Linked DNA regions of Mus musculus: all the other regions are linked to region 1. Evidence: chromatin loops called from intact Hi-C (ENCODE). Cell type or tissue: left cerebral cortex. All regions are shown on one strand. Links, peaks and the distances in the headings refer to the core of each region. The heading gives the core; the rest is flanking DNA. Region 1 has its middle 200 kb from the start of Gm51890. Region 2 overlaps Tenm2 (teneurin transmembrane protein 2). Region 3 holds the start of Gm51890 (a long non-coding RNA gene).

What was found. A loop is a pair of places that touch in the nucleus more often than their neighbours do. Peaks named below come from ENCODE experiments on the same cell type or tissue, not always from the same donor. Only the 100,000 strongest peaks of a DNase experiment are listed, where the experiment ranks them.
Region 2: a loop joins it to region 1, with 4 times the contacts of the local background. A loop is called at or near these places in 3 of 42 quality-filtered maps.
Region 3: it touches region 1 in a loop (2.8-fold over the local background); 11 of 42 quality-filtered maps call a loop at or near these places.

The regions. Positions count from the first base shown.
Region 1 is chr11:37,181,649-37,192,886 of GRCm38, forward strand. It overlaps a transcript of Tenm2 not described here. Among named protein-coding and RNA genes, the nearest start is that of Gm51890, 200 kb to the left of the region's middle. In left cerebral cortex, for the core only: a CTCF peak has its summit at 4,673 (motif pointing left); DNase peaks (open chromatin) are centred at 4,681 and 5,137.
Region 2 is chr11:36,687,205-36,698,442 of GRCm38, forward strand. All of the region lies in intron 2 of Tenm2 (teneurin transmembrane protein 2), which reads right to left. It overlaps Gm51889 (a long non-coding RNA gene), which reads left to right and starts at 10,330. Exons shown (of 3, transcript XR_003949663.1): 1 at 10,330-10,470; 2 at 10,980-11,074. In left cerebral cortex, for the core only: CTCF peaks have their summits at 5,612 (motif pointing right) and 7,761; DNase peaks (open chromatin) are centred at 3,833, 5,645 and 7,852; H3K4me3 peaks cover 501 bases; H3K27ac peaks cover 1,714 bases.
Region 3 is chr11:36,983,220-36,994,457 of GRCm38, forward strand. It overlaps Gm51890 (a long non-coding RNA gene), which reads left to right and starts at 5,904. Exons shown (of 3, transcript XR_003949665.1): 1 at 5,904-5,959; 2 at 6,897-7,036. It also overlaps a transcript of Tenm2 not described here. In left cerebral cortex, for the core only: a CTCF peak has its summit at 6,116 (motif pointing right); DNase peaks (open chromatin) are centred at 2,863 and 6,155.

The DNA of each region.
Region 1 (11,238 bases), core at 1,064-9,063:
GTATATGTTTCAAATGAAATAGAGTCTGTGCTGACATTTCAGGAATCGAAAGAATGAAAAGCAAAATTAAATTGCTATTAGATTTCAAATTGCAGCAGGGTACCTGAATACAAAGTCAGTCTGTGAGAAGATGATTTTTAATGGACCTCCACCCATATTAAAATAATTTGATATATATGTAGGTTTAATGTATATTCATGAGGGCATATAGATTAGCTTACAAACCAAGAAATATGAAAACCCTGTCACTTATAACATGAAACGCACCAAAAGTTGTAATGTATCTATACTGCTGGACCTGTCTACCATTTGATGAGGGATACTTAAAGAAAGTATTAATCCTGACTGCAGCTAAGGGTTCCTGGGAGCCAAGTTTATAATAAGTGAAACAGAGTCCAGTTACCCCAGGACTTATAGATTCAAAAGGTCTCAGCATTGCTATATACAGAAGTACTTGGAAGGAAATAAAAATAACAAAACCAAACCACTTTTGAAAGTTTTACATACATCTATTTCTTTCTTAGCTAAGTGTTTTCCATTTTGTTTTTTGTTTTTTCCCAACTGGATGAAGAATGAATAGTACAATCCCGGACATTAATGTAAAGGCATTAGTTATATCTAAATCTAGCCTCTCTTGTGTGGCATTGGACAATAAACCCAGGGTTTTGTATATACTCGGCAAACACCGTCGCTGAGCCACATCCTCAGGCTGCTTTTTACCTTTCGATTTAGACAGGGTCTCACTAAGTTTCTCCATGCTTACCTTTTGCATTCTGCAACTCAGGCTGGCCATGAAATTGTGATAGTCCTTTCTCAATGTCCCCATTAACTCAGGCCTCTGATCTGGGCTGTCTTAGCTATAACATCTATAAGTTAAGAGAACCTATGAAAAGATGAAGCCATTTTGGCTTCTGCATTCTCAAGCTGTGACAGTCAAAAGCCATTGGCAGTTAGCTGGGGCAGGCATCTTGAGTAGTCTGTGAAGAAGAAACCACATGGAGATACTTTATATACTGCTTCCGTTGCACTGAGATAGTTGATGACGAGTTTGATGTTCCTGGTTATCTCTCCTTCCTGCATCTCCTACAGTTTATCAAGCACCAACTACTCTATCCAAATATGATATAAGAACCTGTATTAAACCTCAAGTTTTACAGAGGCAAATAATTATTTCTATTATTATTTTAAGAATTTAAAAAAGCAAACCCACTTATAGTAAGCAACAGTTAAATATTTCTATGCAGACTATCCATGGGACATGATTTACACCAAAGCCTTTAATTTGATTTCTTTGTATACTTTTTTTAAAAAATTGCAAAAAATAAAAAATAAAAATATAAATCCCACTTCATGATGTAAGACTCTTACATATGGGATGAAAATCTAACCCATGGGTAGATTTTTTTCTTGCATGTTCAAGGTCTTGAGTTCAAACCCCAGAATCATCACAAAATAAAAGACTCTTAGGTTGTGATAGCAGTTGCCGATTCTGCCAAATGTGACCACCAAACCCCTTTCCTACGAAAAGAACACCAAGTCACAACCACTGAATAGTAGGTGAGGAGTTGCAGTGTGTGGACTTTTACTTACTAAAGACAAAGGCTTCCTCTAATGAGTATCAGCATTGCAGAAGAAAATGTAGCTAAATTACTCCTGTTTGCATGCTTGCCTCATTTCAACTGAGGCCATTACGAAAGCTCCACGGCCCTCTCTTTTTACAATTAGGAACAAAACGCCTGTAATATATTTTCATATGAAAGACAAGAAGAAAATGTACAAAATCAGTGTAAAATAAACCTAAACTGATTAGCCGTCTTTCAGTTTTTAAACTGCACCTTCAACAAAAATAAGTAGCGAGTGAAATTGCCAACAAGCTGTTGAAAGGCCACTCATCAGTGCTAAAGACCACAATCAGCTTGTCATAATTAACTTCGTATCTAAGGAAGACAAACATAAGCAACAGTTCAATGCCCAAGCCTATAGCTTGAAAGATGGAGTTCAAATGGTTAGAAATTGAACTTGGGCCAAACTACTTTATCCTGCTCACCTTGTTCCATAAATCAAGCGGAAAAAAAATAACTGTACATCAGCAGTGTTGTATATTAGCTCAGTTTTATTGGACTGAATTTCATTATTTCATAAAGTGAATTTCTCCACAAAATAGCATGAATACAAAGATATGAATTATATATGTGCTTCATCACAATATACTCTTGCCTCTAACTTTAGTGCTGTTCCTGCAGATATTAGTCTCTCTCTCTCTCTCTCTCTCTCTCTCTCTCTCTCTGTCTCTCACACACACACACACACACACACACACACACACACACACACACACACACACACATACACAGATATACATACACGTGCACACGTGCACATACACATTAATGCACATATGCATGCACATATGCATCACACATACACACACATTCACACAAGCCCACTTGAATGCATACACACTCAAATGCGCTCACATATACACATACTCATACACACATACGTGCACACATATGCACACACACACAGACACACATTACTACACACTTTCCTTTTGTGCTAACACTTCTGTGTCTTGTCTTCCACACTGTGGACACTGTTCCAAAAAGCCCCTGTGCTTTCTGTGTTTATTATTTCTACCTTGCTGATGGTTTCCTGTTACACTGCTTCCATGAACTCACTTGATGTTGATTCTAGTATTCACACCTCAAGGTTTGTGCTGGGAAAAAAGTCCTTTAGATAAACATTTTTTTTTCCTGTGGGATCCCTGTATTCCACTATAAAGCAACTTGATGAAAAAAAATGGATAAAGCTGACAAAGACAACAGTGAAAAATTCCTTGGGCTGAATTAGAAAGAAAATGCATAAATGGCTCTGCGATGCCCCCATGATTTCTACAATTATGAAATACTGAAAGAAGAGAAAGAGTATAGTAATCATAGTTTCAATTCAGTTGGAGCTTGCTGCCCCCAGGTGAAGGCAGGTAAGGGGGAGAGAGGGAAAGGAATCCAATTCAACTTTTCATTGCTTGATTCATAAGCATATATACCAGAACAGTTCTCTTGGCCAGGTATTTATTAAAATCCTCACCCTGTCTGCTTATAAACAATTTGAGAAGTCAGACACTATAATATGCATAGCACTGTTCAAGCAGTGACCTTCTCAGCTGACTTTATTATGAGCTATGAAAAGCACTAGCTAATAAAACACAAGGGTGTTTAGTTTATTTCAATGATTTTACTTTCTAGGGGTTTCAGTCCCTTCATAAAGTCCTCCCACCAATGACCCTAACTCTTTTATGACTACCGCTGACAATACAAAACCCCAAAGCAAAGGCTCTAGGAACATGGGTCCCAATAAAGCTTGAGGGACAGCATTCCACCAAAATTCTAAGGGCAGGATTCCAGTTGCACCACTCGGCATCTCTACTGTGGTTTATTTGTTGTTCAATAATATACATGCAATTTCTTGCTGGTTTTACCCTTGAGTATGCATTCTACAAAAGCTCATAAAGTTCTTAAAATTAGCTATACCTGTAATCTTATAATATTCCCCAGACCGTGAGTAAAATTGTACTTATTCACTTAAAATTAATATCCTTTTCTTGGTTCTCTGTGGAATTCTGACAAAACATTGAATTTAATGCTCACATACCTGGGTGTTTTAATCCAGCAATCATGGCTATCTATCTTCTAACTATGGCAAAGCAAGATTAGACAATGCCCTGCTGTTCACAGCCTGATCCTGTGAAATGGACCTTCTTGGGGGTCATTTCAGTTCTAAGTAGCCCCGAAGACTCCAAAGCATTTTTTTTTTTTACAAGACTCACAATAGGCAACAGGATAAAATGAGGCAGGCTGAAGAAGGGTCTCTGATCTGAGAAACTCATTCATTTTGTTCTTGCTGTAACTTTAATTACATCTCTCTGTAAATATATTTCACAACTGAGGCAGAGACTCAAGCATGTAGACATCTGCACATTTATTAATTCAAGGAGGACATGGAAGTCATGGCTCAAGATTGATGTCTATCAAAATTCTGAACTTTTAAAATCTGTACTCTTGAACATCTGTCATAGCTTTGGTGGAAATCAAAGCTTCCCCAAATTAGTCATTGAACTGACAAAACAAATATCCTCGGGTATCTCAAATGGATGATATTTATGAGGCAGATATCTGGGATTCTGGGGATAATTACTACTGTGGGAGGCACCTTTCAGAAGATCTTACCCTTTTTCTGGGGCGGAGCTTTTCCATATTTAAACAGCAGTTTTAGTGGGTACGGGGACACCTCTCTAGAGAAGAGATCCCGAAGGCCTGGATGACTTTGAAAGGCTACATGTCCCTGGGTCCCATTGAAGTTTACAAAGTTAAGACTTGCTGGAGTGATGGCATGCAGGTTTCTGCATGGTAGACAACCCTAGAGCAGCGTCTGAAGCAAAGGTAGTAGACAGCCAGAAACAAGACTAGACGACCAGAGATTATGATCATCAGCTCTAACATCTTACTCCACCCCAGAGGATACTGCAGGTAGTGGTCCTCTAAGCAAGAGGAAAGAGAAGGTAAACGATGGGGAAGAAAGGTGTTTAGCAGGCATCAGCAATCATTCACACATTAAGATGGAATCTCTGGCTTTCTGTAGCGCTCCTTCCCTGTTCTTCTCAGGACTCTCCTGCCCCCTGCTGATAGAACCCAGCATTTCTTGTTTCTCCTTTAGGTTTTTGTTACTATAGAGACAGAAGCCAGGAGAGAGGCAAAGATGTAAACAAGGATCTGGCTCTAGAATGTGGGGGAAAGAGAAATGTCAGGAAGATGAAACAAACAAATGGGAGGGAAGAGGAAAAGAGTGAGTCCGTAGAGGACAGAGCCCCACAGTTCTTGGCATCAGGATCTGGGCAAGTAATAGAAAAATAAAGCTGGATACCTAGAAAACACAGAGGACATGGTGGAAGTAACAGGAGAGAGTGTGTGAGCTAGTCAGGGGCTAACCCATTGCAGGTAAATGAGAGGAAAATGCAGGAATGACATTGGCTTCTCTTCTATCGTTTTCCATTTACAAGTCTTCACCATCTAGGGGTGTAAACTAATTAATATGGTTTCGTAGACGCCAAAGAAAACCAAGCTGGCTTCTAGCTTGCACTGATTCACCAATCAGAGGTGTGAGCTTTTGAGACGGCGATGAGTAGGAAGAAATGGGTCGTGTAGAAAACGGCAGTCAGTCATGTGATCCTGGAATGTGGCGTTAGAAAATCATCATCTATACAGGATGTTCAGTGATTCTCTGGGAGATGTAAAATTTCACTGCTTTGATTTTGAGAAGCTATTGACTGTCTTTCTCAAAATGTAGAACAGGTAACTCACCTAGGTGGCTGCTTCTACCTCAGGACACTAAAGACAGAAAGGGATGAGAGGTTTTAGTACCTTAATAAGGTTCAGCCAGGTCCCTGAATCGCACCTGCCGTACATTGATCTTAGGCAGAAGCTTAAGCAAACCAAATTAAAATAAAGATTGTTGATTGGATATTGGAGAGGTGTTTGTGAAGATAATAAACCTGGGGTGCTGACTGTATGAAGGTTGTGAGAACAAGCAAAAGCCCTGGCCACAGGATCTCAGACAAACATTCTGCAATGGTGGCCATCTCCATTGGCAGTAATAACTTTGTCATGAAGATGGAAATACTACTGTGACTTTAGAGATGTACAGACTGGGTCTTAGCAGAAAAAGTGACTTGCCAGCTATCAGAAGGTCAGTAAAGAAGGGCTTTAGAGTTGTTGTTCACTTCTTTGGACTCCAGGACTGAATGTGGATCTGAAGTGAGTGGGTAGACATTTGATAGTAGAGATAGGGAGCTACCTGCCCCATATCTGCTCTGCCAGAATGGTTCAGATAAACTAAAATATTAATGTGACCATGTGGAGTCATCAGAGGGCAAAAGGGAACATTTAAATTCAGAGGTTGTTCCCTATTACCTTCTATGAGAAAAACACATGAGGTATGACTAATATTTAAGGCCAAGGGTTTAAGTGACTAGATAGTATACTTGAGAGGAAGGTAATATTTTAACTCTATTTCTCATACTAGAATTTACCACATCACAGTGGGGTGGGAGTTACTCAATCAAAGCTCATGATACCACAAATGCCCAGAGCATATATGACAAACAATAAAAGAGAATTTGCTGTCTGAGGTAGAATAGACAATACTGAAATATAATTCAGCTTAATTAAAGTGAGGGTCTGTAATTTTCATTCTTTACTGTTAAGAAGTTTAAGAATTGTTTTTCAAATCTCCAGCGATAACACCAGAAGATGTATAAACAAGAATACAGATTCAAAACTGATAAACGTGAAAGGGTTTTACTGGGTATTTTCATAAAAGCATTCTCATGTAGTAAGTTACAAAATTTAGATCTAGAAGGAAGCAGAGTGCACTCCCCAACTGCATGGTGGCATTAGTGATAAAGTTTGGTCTGGTGGATAGAGATGCACCTGAGCATGCCAGGATGCGTGTATGTGTGTATGTAAGGAGAGGTGGGGGAAGAAAGTGTATTCATTCATATATATATATATATATGTATATGTATATGTATATGTATATGTATATATATATATATATATATATATACACACACACACACATACACATATATGTGTGTCACACATATATATGAATGCAACACAAAGGTTGTATTACTCAGCATTCAAGAGAATAATGGTAACTTATGATCAAGGAAAATGGGGACGATGTATAAAATAAAATACCTAACTTCATGTGCAAACTTTTATATTTTCTGCCTATATCACACAATAACAATACTTGCTTGCATGGTTTTTGATGTTTATTGTATTCCTTTACATTCACAAGTTCTTTAAATCAACTATAATATCATAGTGAATTTGTACTATGCTCAAGGCAAAGTGTCAGCAAATATAAATTGGCTTATTTTTATCCTGAAGCTCAATCTTTTAAAATAAAAATAATAGAAATAATAAGAATAGATATATATGAAAACAGATATAATAGACATATATGAATAATATATATATTTATGTATATATATATATGACAAACAAATTCTTTCAGTCTTTGTACATATAACATTTGGCAAATCTATTATATTGATTTCTTATACACTTATAAGAAAAATTCTAGTGCTTTCCTATACTTTCTTTATCAAAAGAAGTTTAGAAAGGAAAAGGAAGTATTAATCAGAGATATGAAAATCAAATATACCCTTTTGTGTGGTTCAGTTAAACATAAACCATGCTAGTGAAGTCATAGGTAAATCAATACAAAGAGTACTGTAGGGAGAAATCTCACAATATCTACTACAATGTCAATGAACAATGCCTTTTCATAAGCAGAGACTCAATAACTCCAATATTAGGAGTTGACTTCAACCAAACAGTGTACAGAGTTCCCTAACAAGACATGAATGAGGAAGCTAGCTTTAATGTCTCATAAAAAAATAGAACTATATATGACATATTGACAAAATATAGTATATTTATTCTATGGAATTTTAATGCCAGCATGAAGATTGTATTACTTGGTATTCAAGAAAATACTGCTAACCTATGGCCAAGAAAGAAAAGTGAAGATGATAAAATAGAAATACATATATGTAAATTTGTATGCTTAGAACTAACAGTAGCAATACTTGCCTGCAAGATTTTGTCATCAAATCAACTATAATATTATAATTAATTTGTACTATACTCAGGATAAAATGTCAGCAAGTATAACTTCGTTTGTTTATTTTTTCCTGAAGATTGTTTTCTAATTTTATATTATATATACTCATATATATATATATATATATATATATATATATATATATATATAAGTAATTTCATGATATATGTAAGATATGTATATATACATACACACACACACACACATATATATATATATATATATATATATATATATATATATATTTCCCAAGTAACCTTTATATGGAACATTGATAGTGCAAATAGAGTTGTCTTTGTAGTTTTAATATAATTTTACATAAGAATAAGTATAGTGTATACACATGTCCAGAGCTTCAGTGTACGACAGGGTACTTGAGTTCAGATAGACCTGTCCTGGCTGTCTCGTTAAGTGACCTGGGTTGAGCCTGAGAACATTCCCTAGACCCTTTTTCCTAAAGCTTTAAATGAGAAGTTTAAGCTTCTTGACCTCCAAAGGCATTATCACTTTATAAAAGAAAAATGAAAAAAAATGCTGAAAATTGGAAATGTAAAATAATTCCTTACAGAGAATAAAATCATACTTCAAAGTTTCTCAACAGGTAATGCGAATCACGAAGTCCTGTCGTTACTATAGAAATGAACAACATATTCAACTCTTCTGAACTCTTAACAAAAAAAACAGTTGATACGTGACAATTTCTTTTATACTCAATCCTCTCTTTAAAATGTTGACTGGTCTATTAGAAGAATAACAATGGCCTCTGCTCCCAGAAGCTCATTCATTGTCTACATTACTACTAGTCTACCAAAAATGAATAAATAAATGAATAAATAAATGAATAAATAAATAAATAGCCTGTTTGTCAGTTCAGGCTAGGAAACCTTAGGTTCTTTGAACACAGATTAGGGATTTAAAGTCTAGATTTAATGATAAAATGGAACAGAATTTATATACTCCTTGGCCTACTTTGGTTAGAGAAGCTGTGCCAACAGAATGAAGCTGTTAGTGCCAGGTGATAAAAAGTAACAGCTGATGAACAAGAGACAGTTACAAAGTGGAAAGGACTTGGATACCAGGTAGCACAGCAGTGCTGAGAGGAACAGGGTCGCTCCCTGTCCTATCCTGATATGGAAAGGAGATCTGTTCTACAATGTTCCTTTTATGTTCCCTTAGAAGAAACTACCGATCTAAGTGCTGGGCCCATGTCCTTATTCTCAAATGCTAGCAACTGAGTGTTGAACCTGTACACACAGAACTGCATTGGCACAATAGAACAGGATTATGGACTGGGTTGTTCGAGTGGCCCAACCAGCAACTGGCAAAGAAATATATATGCAATATATATTATTCATATCATATTATATGTCATATTCATATATATCATATATGTGTGTGTATGTATGTAATGTATGTATGTATGTATGTTACTGTCAACAAGCCAACCATCTTAAATGTATTCAGGCAGGACATGTTGTTTGTTGAGTGACAAGAGAAGAGCGACATGATAAAATTTAGACAGATGATCATACGCAAGAGATACAAACAGGGATGTTTTTGTCATTCTCATTTCATTTTTTAATATAGAGATTAGACTAGATGGGCTGCTTAGTTCAGAGAGAAGAGGAGGGTTGTAGGGTTGGGAAAAGATCTAACTAACCAAAAGCCAAAATGTCTACTCTATAGCAGGTATCATGCCAGATACTTGCTCAATTTCTTCATATTTAATTCTAATGCTAATTTTGTAGCAACACCATGCTTATTTGAATGATATGGAACACAGACTGCTAGACACAAACCACTCTACAAGTATAAAGAACTCGATATTAAAATTTTATTTTTCCCTCTAAGCGTTCCTACATATCCTTTCTTGCTCCCTTTCAAAACCAAGGTCTTCTCTTTTCTGTTTTTTTATTAGTATTGTTATATGCAATACTATGCTACATAAATACATATACATTTCTAATATGAGCTGCTCAGTCTATAAAATGTTAACTGTATGCATGGTTTCAGGGCTGACCATTTGGCATTTGATAACCAATTGGGAAAGATGAGATCTCCCACTCTCAGCCTCCTTTAGTTGCCTGAGATTTAGGCCATGTGGGTATTTATCATGTCATAGACATGGCATGTCTATTGTCATTGTCCTTGTTTAGTTCCTAGTTAGGCAGCCATGTGGCTGACAGAGTCTCATGGTAATCCCCTTGGCCCTTCCAAGTTTTTCTTTCTTTCTTTCTTTCTTTCTTTCTTTCTTTCTTTCTTTCTTTCTTTCTTTCTTTCTTTCTTTTTTTTTTATTCTACGGTGTTCTTGTTGGTAACCAACAGCTCTCTAATTAGACTAATACCCACCGAGCAAGAGGGAAACCATACCTGATACTAGAAACCTTGCCAACTACTCATGGCTAGTAAAGTCGTGGATCTTAGAAAAGAATATACAAGTATTTATTGAACCAAATTTATCTCTAACACAGCTCTAAATATTTGCCCTTATATCCACAAATAATTGTATTTCTAACCCCTCACCAGGAAATATGGCAATAGTAATGAAAAAGAAAGGAGAAGGGCATGGCTTTGAAAGATAGCAAGAAAGGATATGTCGGGGGGGGGGGTTAGGAGGGAGGGAGGGAAACAAAGAGGAATGATGTGGTTTTCTGTACTGGTTAAAATTCAGAGTTGGGAGGCCCAGTCTTAAAGAATGCATCTGGACCTGGAGGGTATCATCCTGAGTGAAGTAACCCAATCACAAAGGAACTCGCACAATATGTACTCACTGATAAGTGGATAATAGCCCAGAAACTTAGGATACCCAAGATATAAGATACAACTTGCCAAACGCATGAAATTCAAGAAGAACGAAGACCAAAGTGTGGACACTTTGCCCTTTCTTAGAATTGGGAACAAAACACCCATAGAAGGAGTTACAGAGACAAAATTTGGAGCTGTGACAAAAGGATGGACCATCTAGTGACTGCCATATGCAGGGATCCATCCCATAATCAGCTTCCAAACGCTGACACCATTGCATACACTAGCAAGATTTCGCTGAAAGGACCCAGTTATAGCTCTCTCTTGTGAGACTATGCCGGGGCCTAGCAAACACAGAAGTGGATGATCACAGTCAGCTATTGGATGGGTCACACGGCCCCCAATGGAGGAGCTAGAGAAATTACCCAAGGAGCTATAGGGAACTGCAACCCTATAGGTGGAACAACAATATGAACTAACCAGTACCCGGGAGCTCTTGTCTTTAGCTGCATATGTATCAAAAGATGGCCTAGTCGGCCATCACTGCAAAGAGAGGCCCATTGGACTTGCAAACTTTATATGCCCCAGTACAGGGGAACGCCAGGGCCAAAAAGGGGGAGTGGGTGGGTAGGGGATTCGGGGGGTGGGTATGGGGGACCTTTGGGATAGCATTGAAAATGTAAATGAGGAAAATACCTAATTAAAAAAAAAAGAATGCATCTATAAAACAACTCTCATACTTAAGGTTCGACTTCAAGTTTTATGCATACATTGAAATCAAAATATAAGTTTAAGATG
Region 2 (11,238 bases), core at 1,057-9,056, 490 kb before region 1:
TCTAGGGGTGATAACTGATGTAAGCCCCCTAGTGATTAGTTGCAATCTAGCAGCAGTGTATCTTTTTCTAATGAGAACCAGATCCTCTCACTCCTCTGCTGGAGATAGCCAGCAATTCCTTCTGTCCTGAGTCTTTTGAATATTTCAAAGACATGTTCTGATAACCCCTTGTAATACCAGCTCTCGTGCCTCCTCATCTCTCCTTTTCTCTCTTCTACTCGACTCCACAAGTCTCTAGGGACTTCCCTGAATGTGGGTCACCCTTGCAGACTCCTAATGTGCTCCTCACAATGTCATTTTCACAGTGAGACTAAACGAATCAGCCAGTTAAAAACTTCGTGGTGCCTCCCCCATGTCACAGCTCCGTATATTCCCTCCCATATACTTGATATGTCTAAGCCATTGTATAGTAAACTAATTTTAGTCTACGTCGGACTGTTATCACAGTGCAAACTCTAAGTTTCCTGTTGGACACTCATGCCTAGAACCTTGTCAAGTATGCATGGAAGATTTGCCAGGTATTTGGCAAATCCCAATGTAAGCTCTTTAAGGTTAAGATGCCCAGAGGTACACATTGGGGGGGGGGGATTAATTAAACGATAGGGTAGAGAGTATATAGATTCTTGAAGGGTAGCCAGCTAGTGTGACTTACAGAGATACGGAAGTAACCTTGAAGACAAGAAGACAGAAGGTCAAGATGATTCTTTAGGGTGTAGTTATTAGTAGGTGGAGCAGGTAGTAAGAAGAACCCCATTAAAAAACAAAGCAAAACAGGAGTCTGGCATTAGAGCAGCCTTGTGGGAAAGGCTGGGGGTTAACCTAAGGGATGTGAAACTAAAGGTGTTTCCAAAGAGTAAGCTGAATCTTTTTCAGAACAGAAAGCTTGTGTGGTGTTTGTACCCCACCTCCAAGCAATGCCCCTAATAATATAAAAGAAATGTGTCCAAGGCATTTCCTTCTCATGTTGTTCAGGGCCAACATTATATACCAAGCCCTACTTACAGCCTTATGGCAAGGCCACAGTTCTTTGACATTTATGCTCAACATATGTGAAAATCACAAGGTTCTTCATTTTTTAAAAATGTGGGCTCCTGATGGATTTGTCTGACCATTTACCTAGTGAAGCACCAAATGCAGGCTTCTACTTGAACACTTTACTTTGTATGCTTTTCATGGGAGAGAGCCATCTAGCATACACAAAGTTCAGCCTGACTGGGCAGTCTTCAACATTCAACATAGGTGTGCACTCAAGAATTTCTCTTAGGGCAGGACAGATCAGACCCCTGGATGGCTTAAGTTTACCCCACAGCCTCAATCTTGGTGCAAATGTCTTTAGAAGTTATGTGTCTAATTTCTTTCTGACACACAGCAATTATATATTATCCAGGGCAATATTTGTATTGTTTATAGCAACCATGCCAATTGCTAGGAGGGAAAATGCCTTTTAGGTCAATTAGAGTCTTCTGTGTGTGGAATAAAGGATGCTAGTTTCTTAGAGCTCTTAATATACAGCTCTCAATGTTCAATTTACCTAAAAATGAAAATTGCCAAGGAGCAAAGATTGTGGGAGATGTATGGCTGGACGTCGCTGCAGCCTGGCACATAGGCTGATGGATGGAGCCCTCAGAATTACTGGGAGTTCTTGCTAACTCACTATCATGGCTCACTGTTTCAGAGAGTGACAAGAGCCAGCCTTGTCCAACAACATGTCTCTGCCCCCTTCCCAGCATCTCAGCTGCTTCACTTAGTCATTGTGGCCTCTTGTAAAACCCAGATACCACTGGGAACAGCCTAGCCAAACGATGAAGCTAAAACATGGTGCTAGCACTCAGATGTGGGCAATGGTTCTAATGCGTACATTTTAGCGTTTGATCCCACTTAACATACAATACTTACTTCCGGATTTGTGGTGGGGAAATGTCATTTAACAAACAAAAACAAACAAACAAAAAAAAAAACCAAAAAAACTTTTAGCTTAATTACTAAAGATGTAAATGTAGTCTCACTTGTGGAATAAAGTTTCTCTTAACAATGAGGTGTAAATTGGTGTGTGCCTACTCTGTTCACAGTAGGAATAGAACCTAACACTCGCCTCCTCGCCCTTGGTTTTGCAATAGTACCTGGGAAATGAATGTGTCCTTGGAAGTTCCTGCAGCATTTCTGATTTGTTAAAGGAGGGGGAAAAAAAGAAAGCTAGGCTAGTTCATGCTGTATCCCTCTACCTCTGCAAGGACATTTGTTTTGCATTTCTAGCATCTGTATTGAACTACGGACTGAGGCTACACAGTTTAACCCCAGTTCCCAGGTATTAGAAGTTCATCGCTCTCCAGATTTTCTTCTGTCCGTCTTTTGTGACTTCCTCCATATCCTCAGATGGAGTGAAATTAACAGGGGAAGCAGTCTGTTATTTGTACAATGACCTTGGGCCCCTGGGGGAATTGAAGGCGCTATTCTTTCCACTTCTGATGTTTTACATTTCAAAGAGCCTAGCTCTCTTTGATATTAAAGAATGAAATGTGCAATGTAATTGTTATTGTTTTATGACCTTTAATAGGTTAATCAGGCTGCATCAGGTTCTCCACTGTGTGACTCGGTGCCCGAGAAATGATTTGCCTCACAGTTGATGGATTCTGACAAGGGGGCTCAACATTAATATTTGAGGGAATGACCGTACACTGGTGTCTAAATCCTGAAGAAAACACGATTACTCTGCTTAAGTCCTCTATGAGTAATAGAGAACCTGTCAGCTTTTAGTGGTATTGACGTTTTGGGCAAGATCATACTTGGTTGCTATATGCAGGGGTATCTCATACATCCTGGGACATTTAACAACATAATGGTTCTCTGTCCATTAGATGTCAAGTCTAGTCCCTTTCCCACTGTACCTCATTCCGATGAATGACAATGTAGCTTGTCTACACAATGCCATGCCTCAGGAAAGAAAATCTACCCCAATTGAGGAACATGGACCTAATTAAAAAAAAATGGAGTGAGGGTAGGTGGGGCTAGACTATACTCCTTTAGGGTATACTATGCCTAGAATCAACTATCTTAAATGATATTTAATATAATAGTAGCCAATATTTATCAAGAACTCACCCTAAACCAATTAGCACTATGCTGACAGCTTTCAATGTTGGATCTCATTTGATCCTCTTAACAAACCCATGTGAGAGTAATTATGTATTGCAACTTACATGTAAAGAAACTGAGGTGGACGGGATGTAAATAATTTATTCAAGAACACTCAGCTAGAAAAGTAGAAGCGCACAAACGCTTCCATGTTTGCTTTAGTCCCCATCTTTGAGGTTATAATCTGAGTATGAAAGTAAAGAATTGATTGCTTACCTCTGTGGTCAGGACTTATTACCTACATGCTAAACAGGTCCAGGCAAATACACAAAAACCCACCTTCTCTCATGATACATGGAGAGGGTGATACATGTCCTCACGTAATATATGCGAAACAAAAAGTATAATATAGACGTAAATAACTGACACTGGAAAGTTCATATTTGGAATCTCTTAGGCCATCGCATCTCAGCTTTAATGGGACTAGAAATCACCAGGGTCTTATTAGAGTGCAGGTTCTCCTCCCGGCTGAGTGGGCTGCATGAAACCTGGACTTCTTACTTTCGAACCAGGCCCTGGACAAGGGTGTTGCTGGTCAAAAGACCTCACTCTGAGCACGTAGCTTTTAGTGCTGTGGGAAATGTCGCTTCATGCTTTTCAAAAGTGAGGTTCCACAGAGCGTATATGGAATGCCAAGAAAGCAGCAACGCAGAGCAGAGGGGGGAGGAGGAGGAGGAGGTGGGGATTGCCTTGGCTGTAAGAGCCACACTTGTCTCTCAGCCCTTCCCTTGGAACATCTATGCCGTGCCCACTCAAATCCACTGCCCACATACACAGCTAAACATCTGCTATTTTAAAGGACAAATATTAATTTGAAGCACAAAACACCTACCCACCAAACATAACTGGTTTCTGCAAACACATTTTTTTTTAATGTCCAATTTTGTACTTTTGGAAAACAATGCTTCTTTATCTTCAACATATCATGCTACATAAAAAAATTCCATTCTTTTTCATCCCCACCCTTCACGCCCATTGTGACTTGAAAATAAGTATTGTGCTACATCTAGCAAAGAGTCAGTATAACAGGGGTAAAAAATACATATGGTAAGCCAAAAGCAAGAGCACTTTTAATCCAGCGAATGTCACAATTAAAATGACAGTTGTGAGGACTGCAAACCATGTTACCATTAATTTAGCGGTGTTTAAAAAGACAGAAATGGAGTCCTGTAATAAACATTCACAAAGAAATGGTTTGGGAACTGATCTCTACTAATGGTTGTGGCCACTTTGCCCAGACCACAGTGACCGCTGCAGATCACAAATTGTTTTGTGACATCTGGGTTTGACCATAGGTCGTAATGAAGGGGAGGCATTTGGAGTCACTTGGCTTTCTGAATACATTCAGCTAACTCTCTACACACATGGCAAGGGGATACAGCGGGAAAGAGTTGCTGTGATGTTGAGATGGACCATAGTTAATGGAAAGGCTGAGAGGTTGAGAAGTGGAACCAACCAATTACTGCTAATATTTTCTACTTAGATATAAAGTAGGAGGTCTAAAACAGGGAAGCGGTGTGTGTGTGTATGTGCATGCGTGTCTGAGGGTCCTAGCATCTCTGCCGCTGAAACTGCACGCAGTTCTGCAGATGAATGTGAGCTATGCTATGATGTGAACATCTGCTCTGTACCAGGCCTTAGGTTATGCTGATCAACACTTTGTTTTCAAATCTATGTGAAGTAAAATATTTCCCATTCGTGAATGACTGACATCACATCTTTATTTGGTATTATGAAGACCAACCTCCTCCTGACTACCTTGATATTTATTTCTATTACTTGATTATATTTACTTGATATGTAATATTTTCTTTAATCTCACACTTATCTCTTGGCTTCCTCTGAAACAACAAGTACCTGTGAAATTATAAGGGCCGAGCAAACCAATGGTTATAATATTTAAATAAACTTACGTGATTACTGGACGATAATGCCATAATTTTGGCCTTAAGGTTTGGGAGAGACTCCTATCAGCCAGCCAATGCTAGCTGTCCACTTCCCCCAGGACTCCACCAATGCAAAGGGTAAGAGTTGGCAGAGGTTTGGTCTTCTAGCACTGGCTACCACTATATTTTGGACAACATCTGTTCTAACATGCCAGAATACAATCATCACTGTCCTGCTTGCACAGACCATAAAGATGTGATGTCAGTCATTGACGAATGGGAAATATTTTACTTCACATAGATTTGAAAACAAAGTGCTCTGCCTTGAGACTTTGGAGAATCTTGTATGTTGTTAACGGAAGAAGAAACTGAGTTCTTTTGCCACAAATGCTTGGCAGAGTGGCGGTCAACACTACATCTGCAGGGTGAAATACTATGGTTTCTTTAGGCTTCAGATTGTCCTAGAAAATAAGCACAATGTACATAAATCTTAGATTAAGTAGGGACTTTTCAACACCAACTCTATTGCCATCCTGTGGGTGACCATCCTGTGCATTGTGTGGTGCATTCATTTGAGCAGCCTCACCCTCTATCCACTAGATGCCAGTAGCTACCCCAAGTCGTGACGACCAAAAATGCCACTAGAGATTGCATAATGTTCTCCAATGAGCTGACTCACTCTCTGTTTAGTATAACTGGGATAAAGGAACTAAAGTCTGCAAGGTACTCAGGCTAGCCTATGCCATAGTTTCAGAGCCCCGTGGTATCCATTGCATTTATTAAGGAATTCATGTATGTTAGATAGCTACTTAAGAACTTGAAGTCTACTATATCATTGAACACTCACATGATCGTGAGAGTTAGAGCCCACTAAGACTCCCATTTTACAGATGATTAAAAATAAATATCTGAAGAAAAACAACCTTTTTGAGGATCCACCATTACCTTAAGCAGAGTTAGACCTCTATGGAATGCCACGGTTCTAGAGCTCCTGCCCCCAGGCTTTCTGTATCCTCACAACTGCAGAGGGGGGTGTCTCCTCAGAAATTAGGAATGAGGAGGAGAAAAGGGAAAAAAATAGGCTAGGATTTTTTTTTTTTTTTTGCATTGAAGATTGTGTCTCAAATAAAGAGACCAACAAAGAAATAAATAAGGTAGCTAACAAGTACAGGTTGTCTACAATTAGCATTGCATTTTTCAGTGGTTTGTACATACACCTAAACACACATGCACATATACACAAGTGTGTGCAGAAACACAGGTACCCACATATGGACACACTTGTACACGTAATAATGTATGTAGAGACGATAACTTTCCCAGAACGGGTAAAGGTATAAAACAACAACAAAGTTAACATGCAGGTCATTAACATGCAGGTCATTAACATGCAGGTCATTAACATGCAGGTCATTAACATGCAGGTCAAAATAAAGAGCTGGAGGAAGGGGTGGTGATACATGCCTAAGCACGTAGGAAATCAAGGCGCTAAAAAGGGAGTATTATTTTAGTTTAAGAGCTCAAGGCCCTCCTAGGAAATATAGCAAGTTCCTCATTTATGAAACAAAATGACCAAATAAACAAACAAGAAAAGAAAATATGTTTTTAGGTCTAGTCCTTAGCTAGCACTGTAACGAGGTCAGGGGATTTCACTATCTCACAAAGATGCCTGCCTGGTTCACTACTGTAGAAAGTCAATGTAGAAGGTCAAAGATGGCTGCTGATATGGCTGTCTAAAGACGGGATGATGACCAGTACAGACTGGTGTGTGTGTGTGTGTGTGTGTGTGTGTGTGTGTGTGTGTGTGTGTGTGATAGACAGAGAGATGGAGACAGAGAGAAAGAGTGACACAGGAACACAGAGAAAGAGACAGACAGACAGAAAGACAGAGAGACATGGAGACAGACAGACTCCTGCTGTCCACACCTGTGTTGAGCCTTTCGTGTTGTATCAGGAAGTCTTCTTATTGCAGTGTCCTAGGCATCCAGTGTGACTTGCTACTGGCATATACTAGCTCCCACTTAAGGCTCTGAAAAGCTTAGACAACTACAGAGCCCACTGACCTTGACCACAAGCTAGACATTGACCTTTCTGGCTGTTTTTCCCTTTCCCAGTAGAAACAAGACAAAACAAAACAAAACAAAACAAAAAACAGTCTGTGGTCTTTGCTGTTCTGGTAAACAAGGTATAGGTTTCTACAAGCACACATATTTTGTCCTCCTTGACAAACAAAAACACACGAGAATTAAGTCAATACAACCAGAATAAACAAATACAAACACAAGATTCTGACATAGAATATGTATACTTATGCATATTTCTTTATGCATTTATATAAAAGAGAGACAAATACAGGGTATGAATAACAATTCAGAAAGGTGCCGGTCAACCTTCCTCCAATGTCCCAGAATCTAGGCTAAAGATATCTTACCAAGTTTGTCATTGTCAAATACAGAAAAATGAGAGCTTTTCTACATTTGACTGAAAGTCTTTGCATTTCTACCAGTCTGAAACAGAAACTTGCAATTAAATCAATTAAGCAATGAAAATCAGATATTCCATTAAAATCTAATTTTCCTCATATTTGATTGGTCGTAACTCAACCAAGCTGGAAACAGATGAGAGAGGCCAAAGAATTCCAAGTTGCAGACACGGAGAAAAGGAAACCATTCAACATTTTCACAGCAAACGGAATCGCAGCATTTTCTTTTGCTTCTGCTCCTGTGCATTTAGCCATTAGGGGTTCCCCAAACATCGGCTTTCAGAACTACTGCTGAAGACTGGGAGGAGAGGATCAAGGTTTCCTGTTCCCCTGTCTTCCTTTTGCAGGCATGTCCTTGAGGTTGCTTTTGCTCCTTAAGGAATTTAATAGGCTAGCCCAAACTCCACTTCAGACAATACCGTGTGTCTGGTGCACTCCAGCACGTCTGAAATTCCCTTGCTAAGATCGACAGTCAGACTGGCACTGGCTATGTTTGCTGATTCAAAGAGTTACAGAGACCACATGTGTTCAGGAGGCATTTCTGCTTTCTAGGAGCAGAATGGAAGACTTTGCTCTTGGGGGTCAGGGGAAAAAGCATGCCAACCGACTGGATTATTCTTTCCCGGTCTGGTTTTTGCAGGTTGCATGAGCTGGCTTTTTCTACACCAGCAATCACCCTGTGGACGGAAGTCAGAGTTTTTGAATATGAAACAGAAAATGACTCCACACGTTGCTGGAACAGAAAGATTAAAAAAGAGAAGACAATAGCTTACATGAAAGGTGCTTGTCCACCATTTGACGGGCATCGGGATGCTCAACAGACTTTCAATCAGGGAAAATATAATGGGATGTAAGTATGTAAAGGATGGCTGCAAGTGGACAGGAAGAAAGTGGAGAAATACTTCAGAGACCAGTGTTTCAATTTTTAAACCGAAAGGTGCAGCTGGTCTGTATTTCTCAGATGGCTTTTCAAAATGCATTTGCTGAAACTATTTTTAAGGCCAAACTGTTGGGATCTTCTTGAGAATTGTTGGTTATTGTAGCCAGCACAGAATTAGGCAAAAATACAAAGAGCTATGGATGCAGTGTGTGTGTGTGCCACTGAACGTAATTAACTAACTAATTATATATATAGTCTGTGCACATGTATGCACGTTTATATGCATGTGGGCTTGCACATATACCTGTGTGTATATGTATGCATGTAACTGTGAGCACATGTTTGCATATGCCTATCTGTGCTTGTGTATATCCATGGCTATATTCTCAGGAAAGGGGGCAATATGTGTTTCAGTTGGTACCACTACTCCCCAGAGATGTAGGGTTTTGATCCTGAATATTAAAAAAAAAAAGTCATTTGTCAGAACTTGTTTTGCTTTGCCACATACACCCCCCCCACCCCCCCAGCATCTGTCTTCTATAGGCAGTTGGAACAGGTTGGAAGAGAAAGAGGAGGAGGAGGAGGAGGAGGAGGAGGAGGAGGAGGAGGAGGAGGAGGAGGAGGAGGAGAACAAGATAGAGGTTCTTTAGAAAGCAAACAACTTCTATTAAATCCTGCCACCCTTTTAGCCCAATTCATGTTTTTGTGAATATCAGTGGTAGTCAGGAATAAAGACTCTAGAGCCAGATTGCTTGGATCTGAATCCCAGCCCCTTTATTTAGAAGTTCAAACACTTTGAAAATGACTCCAATTTACTACCGCCCATTTCTTATAACATGCAAATGAAACACAAAGTGTACCCAGTCCATATAATACACATCTCAAGTCTCTAAGAGCTGTCCGTATTTAAGATCTCTTTCTCCAGGTCTAAGCATCCATCACACCTCTGCATGCACCCATCGATGCTATTGTCATCCCCATAGTAGTACCTGGGACACTGCCACCCTCCATACTTGTTTAAAGGACTCATTTAAATGATTCAAACCTCATCGTAAGGCCACAGAACTTGAGCAGCTGGTCAAGTAACCGTCAGAAAACTGAAGAAAATAATTATTATTCCCCTTTTTAAAAAAGTGTGCTTTCCGCCATCTTTCAGATCTTCCTGATCCACTGGGCTTGGTTATCATCTCTAATATTTGTATATTCAGCTTTTATATCCAGAACTGGCAACCTTTCTTATTGTGAGTTAGCCATGTTTCAAATACGCCCAGAACAATGCCATTTGTATCTCAGAATTGAGATAAATGACTATTCATTATTCATAAAAAAATTGGAGCACGGTACCATGTGTAGAAATGAGCAACGGATACAGCCTTGTGGTATTGCTGCACAAAGAGTTAAATTATTCCAAGGGAAACCATGTGTCCCATTGAATGACCCCTTGGAGCTGCTTCCCATGAGAATTGAGCCTTGTATGGGGACCTCCTCTCCACATGCCACCCCGATGTCAGGTCTGAAGAGAACCCTGACACTCTGACAGGAGATCGCCATTTGCACTGTGTTTCCTAGTTTCAGGGAGACACTGGGCTCGGTCCAGGCTGCCCTGCCCACCTGGAGCTCCGAGGGCCTTTCTATCACAATACTGCTTTAGAAAAGTCTGTGTGAAGAGGGAGAGTCTGGTATTTAACTCCATCCATCAATGTCAGCCCCTCTTTCCCCTCTACCCCAACAGCTTGGTCCGTTTGCGAAAAGCTGAATAGTCTAAATGGACGGATTTTGTGTTAGTCTCATTAGAAAGGGAAATTAGCCAGGCACCGTTCAGCTGTGCAGAAGGCATGCTGATCCTGAAAGCCTAATCCAACCCCCTGCCCCCAAGCTTTTCTTCATCACCTATGATGTTCACGGCCCTGCCACGTTGCTTAAAGGTTCATTATCCCCCACTTTAGACTGTGGTGCATGCAAAGCTCTGTGCACCCATATCCTGTCTCATTACCCAGCCCAGAACTAGGTGGGCATAGCTCTGGACTCAGTGTGAGGCTCAGTGATTTCTGCTGCTCTCCACCATATTCTCCTCCGCATCTCTTCATATAGTAAGAGCTTGCTTTGATCAATGGGGCTCTCTGCTGACTTCTCCCCGCCGTGTTGCCTTCTGCAAGCCACTCTAAGCCTGTTTCTATCACCCTCCCAGAGCCCTGAGTCCTTGCACTGTGACCTGCTGTCAGCTCTTGGAGACTCCAGCTTTCTTTCTGCCATGGTACTAAACCGCCGTGCCTCTTCCTGTTGCCTTCTGCAAGCCACTCTAAGCCTGTTTCTATCACCCTCCCAGAGCCCTGAGTCCTTGCACTGTGACCTGCTGTCAGCTCTTGGAGACTTCAGCTTTCTTTTTGCCATGGTACTAAACCCTCATGCCTCTTCCGCGTCACGTGGTTATGTTGTTCTTCCTTCAGTTTTTCAGCTCATGACTCACTTCCTCAGAGAAACCATCTCTGGTCACGTCTTGTTTATTTTCTAGGACTGTGCTTCTATCCTTGAGAACGGTCTTCCTGGCTGGCGGTAGTACTTTCTTTGTTCTATGATTGATACTTTGTTTCTATTCTAGACTCTACCTTGGTTCTATGTCTCCTTCATTCACTCATCCGCATTCTCTTTGTGAACCTTACTCCAGTATCTGCCCCAGTGCCTGGTCTCTAACAGGTATTTACTAAGTCTCTGTCAAATGTGTGACTTTCATGGACCATGAAGGGTTAAGGTGTTAATGATCTCCTATTTATCTAGCACGTTTGGTCTCCCTAGGGATAGCAAAAGAAGAAATTTCAGTCTGACACACAATAAATATTTATGGCACACTTAGCAAAAAC
Region 3 (11,238 bases), core at 1,834-9,833, 200 kb before region 1:
CATGTGCTACCTCCATCAAAAAAAAAAAAAAAGCTACATACATTATACATCACTGCTTTGTGAGCAAAGTAAAATGCAAAGCATGTCTATAATGTGACATTTTCTAATAACCACATTAAATGCAGACTCAATTAATTTTAGTTGTACATTTTATTTATCCCAACCTATGCAAAAATATATTGGCTTCAGTATTTGTGAATTTATATGTGAATGCTATTTTACATACTTGTTTTTATAGGGATGCTTCAAAGTCTATTCTATATGTGAGGCTTACATTGCATCTCATTTTGGACTAACAGACTTTGCAGAGCCTGCAGGTGCTCAATAGACACATGTAGCTCATGGTTAGCAAATGTGTATGGGGCACAGCCAAAGTCACACATGTTCAGGCACAACAGCATCATGCTTTACCAATCTGTCCTTGACTCAACTAGCACTATTCACACTCAGACCTTAGATCCTATATTCAAGATGCACCCAGGCATTGTTAAAACAAGTGTTCCAGTTTTCAAGGATGAAGAGGGGATTGTGAGGAGCGGGTGTGGCAGCAGTCCCAAAATGGCGCCCGGGTCTGCAGCTAAGTCTTATGGCTTGCACCTGACTTCCTCACACACCTGAAAATAAGCCACGGCCATCATGAGAGCTGCACAGGTGCACCAGGATACTGGCGAATCCATTTTGGCGGGAGTCATGCCCTTGCTGCCCTGATTAGCTGAAGCTGCGTGCCTGGTGAGGTGACTTGGCCTGCTGTGAGTGGATGGGAATTGAGAGTATATAAGAGAGGCCCAGGTGTTAGGGGAGTTAGATGAGGAAAAAGATGAAGCAAGAGAGATGAAGACTGAAGTTTGCTGAATAAATTGTTGTTAGAAGGACTGGTGGTCGTGTTGTTCTTGCTGGTCGAGAGCGGACGCGACAGGGGATATGGGAAATTCTCTACTCCTCTAAAGCCACACAAGTTAAGTATCACGTTGCCAAAAATATCAGCCTTGATCCTTCAACAAGTGTAGTCCCTCTGTCAATGTTTTCATAGCATGAATACCCTAGCTCAAAGGACTCCTGCAGTTATTTATTAAATGTCTATTTTCTTACAGGACTTCAACATCTATCTAGATAAAAATAGCTCCTATCATAATCATTTCAGAATCCCTCAAAGCTTGGCCAGAACCTGAGATCTGGTAGGTGTGTAGATATCCTTCTTGGATATAAGGAAGGAATGGAGGACAAGAAGAATAGAGAGAATAAGAGAGTATAAAGGGGTGGGAAGAGAGGTGATATGGTACAAGGTAGGACTGCGGCATCATTCACAAGTGCTGCCCGCTGCTACTGTGATCTACTACTCCCTGGCTTATTTGAGTGTAGTCTTTGCATACATAATTTTTAAATCCAAGCCTCATAGGACAGGAACTTCATACTATGTATTTCACATTTTGTTGGCTCCTTTCTGGCATTTACTTCTAACAACGCTTCAGTTCTAAATGTGACCTGAAAATATGGTTGAAAGGGCTATATAATTTATGGTTACTCTGATAAATTTTGAAAACACTTCCGTGTGCTTTATATTATATGCATCCACAAGAAGGGGCTGGGTTTTGATAGCATCATCCAGTGAAAGACTGGCAAGGAACTACAAGCTTCCCACACCTACATCTGATTACAGAGACCCTTATGGTGTCTGGCTTGCTCTAATGACTTAATTCACAGATCATCACAATTTGGAGAGGAAGGAATACTGACACAGTTTTTGATTTGTGTTTTTTTTTTCTTATTATCAAGCATTTATCATCAACACAAAATTAAAAAAAAATCAGTCTTTTCAAGTTAATGGTTTGCTCAAGAAACATGAAGTGTTTTGTGATGCATGTTAGATTTCTGAAGTCCTTCCTTCCAAACACATAATTTATCCTTTCTTTCACAGTTTTCATCCACATATACACTTAGTTAAACTTGTCAAGGGTAGAGGTCTTCGTGGTCCTCGTCCCCACACTATGTACACAGCATCTATTTGTATGTACTGATATTCATGGAGATGTGTGGAAGCAGCAGCCATGGTTTACGCCTCCTTTCTGCAGATAGGTTAAGTTCTTTTAGCCTATATTTCAGGTGCCTCCAGCATGGGTGGTATCCATGGATAGCCCTCTTGTCAGGACTCTCCCAAGATATTATGAATCGGAGAACTCAGGTACAATGCTACCCGCCGGTGTTTTCTAGAACCCTCTGGGCACTCTGTTGCACAGTGAAGTTTTAAAAGCACTGGGTTTAGAGGAAGCTGTAACTGGTGGAAGCAGACATGGGAGGGGCCGAAAGCAAGGAAAGGAGTGGGAAATGATATAATTATATTTTAATGACAAAACTGCTACATCCAAACAAATAATGCTCTTAGATGATCTCTTGCCCAGAGTATGCTATTATCAAGGAAATTAAAAGTAAATTATCTCAGGTGTGGAAACTTGAAATGATAGCATGGTAGAGAAGCACATTTAGAATTCATAATCAGATTTTAGCATGTATATATGTATATGTTTCTCTGTGTGTGTGTGTTCATAAAAGTCTCTCTCTCTCTCTCTCTCTCTCTCTCTCTCTCTCTCTCACTCTGTGTGTGTGTGTGTGTGTGGTGTGCATATGTGAATTTGTGTGCACACACATATATGTAAATATGATTTAAAAAGAATAATACAATTCTTTTTTGATCTCTCACAGCAAAAAAAATAAAATCACCAAATTTTATTGTAAAGAGGAAAATAAGTCACTATTTTAAAATCTACAACATTTCTCGAGTGAAATTCCAAGTTGTCTTTCAGTTTTTGTTTACAGTATTTTTAGATCTCCCTCTGCATGCCATGTTTTCTTCTCGACACACTGCCAACTTTTGTATCTGTCATCTGGTTTCGAAAATGAGGTTTCTCATCATTTTTAAAGCATTTTGTCTTTTCAGTTGTCACACTAATGCTTGGTACATCTGGAAGCGCCTCAGATGGGATGGATTTAGAACGTTCATTTAAAACCAAATTAAATAATTACCAATATTTAATTTCAGGTTCCTTCAGAATCCATTAAAGGGTCTACAGCCTTTCTTCCACACCATCCCTCAAATTAAATTTTATATTAAAAGGCTAGATGCTAGAATTTCTCAGGCTCCCCCCCCCCTTTCAAATTTAAACTCAAAAGGGCAGAAAAGAATGATAGGAAATGAAGTGATTCATCTCAGGGTTTGGTCCTGGTAACTAGAAGGAAATCTGAGAATAACAGGCCGAGGGAGAATATGCTGCCCCTGGGTTGGGCAGGGAACATCCTCTAGTTTTGTTAAGTGATCACACATGGCCGAGGAGGTGTTTCTACTTCATGCAATTGCCACTTCCATTTTTATTTTCCTTTGACACAGATGTGCTCTGGATTTCTTGGAATTTTGGTCGTCATTTAATACAATTCACTTGACACCTTTACAACGTGGATATCATTTCTCTAACCGTTTGGGAATGAGTTCTCCCATAGTAAAATGACACCAGGGTATCAGAAAATTATTAGTGGGTTCTGTGGAAGTACCAGGCTGTGACACATACTGGGTGTGTTAAAAATAAGCTTGAACCAGGGAGTCAGTGGGTAGGTAAGGCTTCAGTCCCATCTCTTGCATGCTGACCTTGACAATTCCTTAAACTCTGCCTAAGACTGAACACATATTTATCTCACACGTTATTTGAACTTTCCCATCTACTAACAGGGAATAGACAATTATCTCTCTGTTGGGTTATTGTTTGAGAGGAACAGGTAAGAGAGTGTCTGTGAGAGGTTGAGGAGAGCTCCTAAAATGTATTATCAAATGGTTATCGATGATATTTTAATAACTGCCTCATCTGGATATTCTGCCTTATTCAGAAATATTTCAGTTGGGGCAAGTATCTTGGTATTCACTGATTTTTCTATAAACTTGTCACAATGAATGATGGGAGAGGACAGATAAGGAGATGCAAGGTAGAGGGTTTTCTTGAGGATGTGAAATCTTGCATTTCTTGCATTTGTCTGTTCATAACCAAACGAGTCTTCTACTTCATCTGTCTTTCTATGTTCCACACCAATACAAAGATCTCCAGCATTTATACACAAGCAAACAGATGAATCTCTAGTGCTCATGCATGTGTGGATAACAAGCAGGTCACTGCTTATCTGCCTTATTTACTGGAAAAAGAATGCTTAGCCACACATGGTAAAGAAGGCTTGCTTCAAAACAAAGAGCTATAAGTCACAATTATGTACCAAATGAACTTGGCCCTTATAGTTTAAAATCTTCTATTATAAAAACAGAAGTCTTTGGATGAATAGTTATCGTCACGATACAATAATCAAATGGCATAAAACTTACAATGTACAAGGAAAGTGTAAAGTGTATGAAATTTATATCATTTTTATATTATATGTAATCTTTGTTTTATATATATGTATATATATGTATATATATATATATATATATATATATATATATATATATATATGGTGAATTACTTCACAAAAATGGTGCCTGATTATTGTAAAGAATATTTGTATCATGGATATATTCAGTTATAGTACATATATGATAACAGATATATACACATATTTTTCTATCTTTCTTCTATCTTTACTATGAGCTTTGCAGGTGAGAGTGGAACAGATGGAGAACAATATGATTGAGTGGAGACCTGGGCACTCAAACAAGATAAAATGCTAGCTGTCCTACCCCCCTCCACTGAATAGGTGACTTCTTCTGTGTCTTGAACTGATTAAGAAAAAGAGTCGACAGCTGCAGGTTATTAACTGGCAAAGCCTGTCCTTGCTGCTCTCCTGCTCTAGAATGTCCTTCTCTAGAACGGAACAGCACAGGAGCTCAATCCTTATATCATCTGCCACTGGGTTCTCCTTGTCCTGGGAGGAGGGCTACCAATCACCTTGGCAACAATGGGGAATAGAATTAAACAAGAAAGGTCCCTTCCCCAAGATAAAGGGACTGGGTAGCACTCTCTGGGTCTATCTGCGACTAAGGACCCATGCTTTGGTGTAAGGAAGGGTGTCTGAAAGGGTGATGACATCAGGAACTGGCTATTTAAATCTTTATTGCCTGGTTTTCTCTGGTTTTGTTTGTTTGTTTGTTTTGCTTTCTTTTTTTTTCAGATTCTGGTTTGAAAGAGAGTGTGGCTAGCTCTCAGTTTGTTACAGGTCATTCATACGAACCAAGTTATGAATTCTCAACACATTGAGACTATTTCCTATGTCATTAACTATTCTTTTGTCTAAAAAGCCACTTTCAGCAATTGTTTGGCATATCTATTTTGAGACCTCTTACAGATATAAAACCATGTATCTATTACCAGGTAGGTAGGTTTGTGAAAAATAATTGAATTGCTGTAAATGATATAAACACATACAGTAGTTATTGCATACCATTCTGGAACAATACACATGAGCCTGTGAATTGTATTATTTTTATTTTATATAATTTCTTTTAAGAAACAGTGTGCCAGTTATCACACATGAAGTTTGCATCAATTGACACTTCTCCTCAAAGCAAATGTAAACACCTGTTTCCCTGTGCCCTTGCTGGAATTAAGGAAGAGAATTAAAATCATATGTCACATTTCCCTTCCTGTGATTTTCCATGCTGTGGGCGCTGGGAGAGAGCCACCCTGCATCCTTTGTTAGGGAAGCATTTTTTTTTTTTGCACTGCCGTTTGCCCAAGTGTGAAATGCCTTATTTCCTTAAGTCAAGTTACCTAATCTCTTGACATTCCAAATATTAGCGTTTTAAAATCTGTTTTGAAATTAAGACAAGAGCAAACATCATTGCTAATGTACATTTGAAAGAGGAGGGGGAAAGAAACCATGGAAACCAGCAGAGGAATTAAAATGGCAACTAAGAATTAGATGCCAGAATAGAACCAGCAATGGGCCATATGAGGATTATAATTGGAAGCGATTTGACAGGAATTATAAGGTATCCTTTTGCATTCTTCTTCTCTCCTCCCTCTCTCTGGTCATACTTTCAAGAAGGTTTTGATAAATCTTACTTCTATTATTACATTTTTTTTGTTCCTTGTAAAAACTCCTTATAAATATCACAGGCTGCCACAACCACACACAAACACAGCTCATTTTAGGCCACAGGATGGCACTCTGTGTGCATACAAGTGATCAAGTACTATGCTCCCCCTGGAAAAAAGAGAGAGAGAGAAAGATTCTGTGTCCCTTGGGAAGCCGTGAGAGACAGTGCTCACAGGCTTCAGTATAAGCCCAGCAACTCTCTGCTGGACAAGGTTAGAGCAGCTAGTATTTTCTCTTTGCAAACTATTTGGGTCTTCTCAATCACACTGCCTAAGGCTGAAGAATCAATCCCGGGACTACTGCCCCCTGGTCTCCCTCCTCACCATCACAAAGGAGACTCTTACTAGAGACTCAGAATACTCTCAATGCTTCATAGGAAGTGTCATTAAAATGTGGGCATTTAAGTGTGGGTCATGTGGCAAGGATATATTTATTTCCATGTCACTGATAGTTCTAAATTTCCTGCATGGACATTTTTAAAACCTATAATTACTATTCCAGACTGTGGAATGTGGTTAGTATGTGTTCCGTGGGACGGAGGGTGCGTGGGTCAGAGGGAAGGAAACACTGCTTTTTCCTTAGTTAAGCAACTGAGTTTTCATTGTTGTTCTGCAGCAATCATGATTTACTATTAAAATGTGATGTAAAATAAAAAAAATCCTCTTGCTTTGGATGTTAGCACCTCTGGCAGAATCATCCTAAACTGAAACAGTCCAGGCATCCAACAGATTTTCTCAGGAGGATGAACACTTAACCCAAACTTTAGTAAACTGTAAACAAAAGTCCAACAAGATCTGGATTAATGTCACAACCATGATTTTCACTGGCAGGGTGAGGAAGCAATCCTAGGCTAAATCGTGGAAGAAGGAGATGAAGGGAGACAAAATCCCACACAAACTCTCACCAAAGAATAACCAGAAGATAATTCTGCATCAAACGTCTGATAGAATAAGCAGCCTTGAAGACCAAGGTAAGGCTTTGGGTCATGGCCCAGATATAGTGTGAAAGCCTTGACCTGGGGTTCTGTGTGATTGAGTGGGGGATAGTCAATCTCCTATCAGTACAAAGAGGTTGGATGGAAACATTAGGAAAGAAAGACGGTGTGTGAACCAGTTGTGGCAGCCAAGTAATGTAACAAGGCCTGAGACAAGGGTGAGAGGGAAGGAAATGGAGACAAATCTGGAGGTTAGAGAGATACCCAGTAAAAGATGGACTGTACCGGACAAGGTGACGAAGTGAAACTAGTCAAACGCTTCTCAGTCCTGAGGTCTGATACAACTGGGCTGAGCCCAACCTGCACAGCGGTCAGCTCCGAAGGCTTTTTTGTTGAGAGCCTTCCAAGGGTGCACTTTCTTTTCTCCTGCCACATATCCCGCCACTGTACTTCATTACTTTATTATTCCACTAGAACCATCCGTGGCTCCACTGCCACACAATTTCAAAGGCAAAACCCTGGGGCAAAGCAATCAATCAGACAAGGGGTTCCTCTTCTGCATGCAGATTGACAGTGGCACGAATTATCCATCATGACAGGGGGCATAGGTCCCTGCTTATGAGGCACAACGTCAAATAGCCCAGAAATCAGTAGTATTTCGTCATTACTGTTCTATTCGAATAGGAAGCTTCCCCAAGACACTCCTTCTTTGAACTGCATAGTTCTCAGGGGCTGGTGCTATTGAGGGACAGTTCAAACACTTAGGTTTCTGGTTGTCTAAATGGAGGAAATATAGAAGGGCAGGTCCCTGGGTCCATTATCCTTGGCCTCTTCCTGATGATTGACTGTTTCCTGTCCACTCCCAATGGTGTCCCTCAGCCACATACTTCTGCTAACAAGGTATCTTACCCCAGGGCATGGGGCCAAGGGAAACATTGACTGTGCCTGTTCACGGAAGCTGTGAGCAAAATAAATCCTCCCTCTCTCTCTTTAAGTTGGCCTCTGAGGTATTTTGGTCCATGGCACACACTGAATGTAGTAACTAACTGTATATCCCAGAACGGATGGAGAACATCTTCATATGCCCCTCTTGACTTTCATTGGACCATCTTGCCTCATTCATTTTAAGACTCCTTAAAAGGCTGTGTTCAGGAGACTTCTTCCCAAAGCTAAAGCCCTGTGCCTCGGCTTCCCTTTTATTCCTTGCTTTAAGTACATTAAGACAAAAATGCCCCCACTTGCGATAAATATCATCAAATATTTCCAATAGGTTGGATCTTAGTGCTAATCCTTCCAGACGATATATCACACATGTGGAGCCTTGTATTGTCTACTTGATCTTCCCATCTCCTCCCACACCCACAAACATTGTATCCTCTTCATTTATGGTTGAAAGGGTTGATGGGAACTTAGCACGTATCAGATGCTTCTCTATGGCTGAGGCATACATGGTACAACTTAAAAACCCAGATAATCAGCACAAGAAATGATCTCTCTTCTCATGGAGTTCTGGAGGAGCAAGTGAACATTCTAGCTTTTCAATCTCAAAGTAAACACAGAAGGAAACAAAAACATCAGTTTGAACCCATGTCTATGACAATACAGTTTCTGCGGTGATTAAATGCTGCTCATAGAAACACTTTCAGAAGTATCTGCACATTGAATGTCTCCACCTTTTCATTTTTGCAGTCATTTCTGTATCCACTTCAATCTTCTGTTGTTACCACTTTACTAGACTCGGATCAGCTCAGGTTTCCAAAGACAGGCAGATACCCATTAGTCCTGGATTCCTCCCACCCCTTGGCATCTACAAACAGTATAAACTCTTCTTGAAGCACTCTATCTTGTGTTGCACCACAGTCTTGTTTGTAGGCTTTCAGTTCCTCAAGGATGCTGTGGGTGGGTAGTAGTGGTACTGCTTCTATGGAGCTGCTTCACTACCCCATGCCTCACTGCCTCCTTCTACTTTTAGGGTTTATTTAGGGTTTAGACAGTATCACTCCCTCTAAGAGAATTTTCCTGTCCACTGAGTCAGCGGGCTCTCTCTCTCTCTCTCTCTCTCTCTCTCTCTCTCTCTCTCTCTCTCTCTCTCTCTCCCCTCCCCTGCCCTCCCCTCCCCTCCCCTCTCCTCTCTGCTTCCAGAGCATGCCTCACATTCTTCTATTTGCATGTAAATATTTGTTTAGTGTTTTAAGGAGTAAATGTTGCCCTTATAACCCCTTGTTTTTTTAGTTTATCTGCCTAGTATGCTAGCTATACATTTATATGCACAGTACTTGAGAAGCAGCTGAACAGATGAATGAGGTGTTTTGACTGGTGTTAAACTAGGATCAAAAGTAACTTCTTGGCTTATAGTTCATGTAAAACGTCAAGAGGATGTCAGCAAAGCTCACAGTACAGAAAAGACTGTGGCAATAGACATACTGTAAGAGGCAAGAAGGTGATGGATTTGGGGACAAGTTCATGTCCACTGAACATTTAAGGGCAGGATAAAGGAGCATGGAGGAGATCTTGGTCCTCATCCCTCCATCCATTCTGCCCTTTCCCCTACGTGAAAGCCACAAACTCAGAGACCTCTACCTAAGTGACAAGTTCTTTACGACACCCCCATGATTCTACTCAGAAATTTGACTGTGACCCCTCCCCATTCTAAATCAAATGGTATGAACCATTCCAACAATAGGTAATAGCTTGATCCATGGGCTTGGCATCCAAATCAAGACAAAAAAAACATGCATCAATTGATTTAGGAAAAAAACAATCATTCTAAGAACAAAGACAAAGGAAGAAATACACACTCTTTTTTGAGGAACAGGAAGGATACATGTAGTTCTGATAGCTACCATTGGTAACTCCACGTATTGACTAATGAGATACAATCATGTGTGGATAGAGAAGCTAATGGAGAGGAAGAAGTTCTCCCCAAGGATATGATGATCCACCTGTTCTTCCTGTTATGAGGCAATAAATCTATCAATAGAATACTTAGAACTATGTTGTCTGTTTTCTTTCCTCTCTTTTACAAGGAAGAGTTCTTCCTTGATACTCAAGAGCAAAGGGGTTTTGAGGAACAAGAAGAAGCAAAGAAACAAGAAACAACAGGAAAACTCATTGACAGAAATGGGATGCCTTATTCAGCTTTCCATCAACATAACAAAATACCTGATGTCATTAGCTTATAAAAGGAAAAAGATTAATTTTGTCTCTCTTTTAGAGGCTCCAGGTCTCTGGGAGGTTATAGATTTTAATGCTGGGAATTAAATGACAGAGCAATCTACTAACAGCATGATGTAGACAGCTGAGAGACAAGGAGGGGCTGCATCTTACAAGCCCTTCAAGGAAGTGCTTTCTAATACACGTAGGAATACTCAGAATGCTTGCTCCCAAGCGAACTCTTCATAGCAGTAGCTGCAGGAATGAACTAAAAATTTGAAGTGGTAAATGTAGTAAGTTTCTCCCAGGACCTATATAAAGTCTTATAGGCTTGTTCACATTAAAAAATACCACTCTTTTTATAAGCTAAATATACAAATACTACGAATTACACCATATTTCATATTAATATCTCTTCAGGTTTGTCTGACCACACTTCTGAGTCACTATTTTTCTATCAAAGCCATCAGTGTCTGTACTTTTCCATACTTGATATATTCATGAGCTAAATAGGTAGAGATGCATCATTTTGAAAAACAGTGTCTTACAACTGTCCTTGTGACCATCCCACTTATGTTATTACCCAATAAGTAAAAAAACAAAAACAAAAACAAAAACAAAAAAACAAAAACCAAAAACCTACGTTTTGCATTGGTCACGCAGAGCCAACAATTCACATGGCTTGACTGCAGTTGTGGCTGTGTTCACACACACACGTACACAAGGGCAGATCCAACGCAAAGATCTGGTCAGCAATAAGTGAATGCTGACATCGATTGTTCTACAGATGTTAAAATGGAAAATTATGTGATGGAATATGGATATCTCAGATGAAAAGCCCTTATTCATTCATTTATTCACTCCTTCAATCATTATTAATTATACTCATTGAGCATCTACCAGGTGGCAGGCACTCAGATAACGGTCAGGAAGTAATGAAGTGGGTGGGCAGGATCTTCCAATCATAGATGTCTAGACTGAGGATCTGTTAAAAAAACAAACAAGCAAACTGCATACTGTTACAGAATTTGTGGACTGATAGGAAACAGATCCTCTAGTTTCTCAGAAGATATTTGTTGATCAAG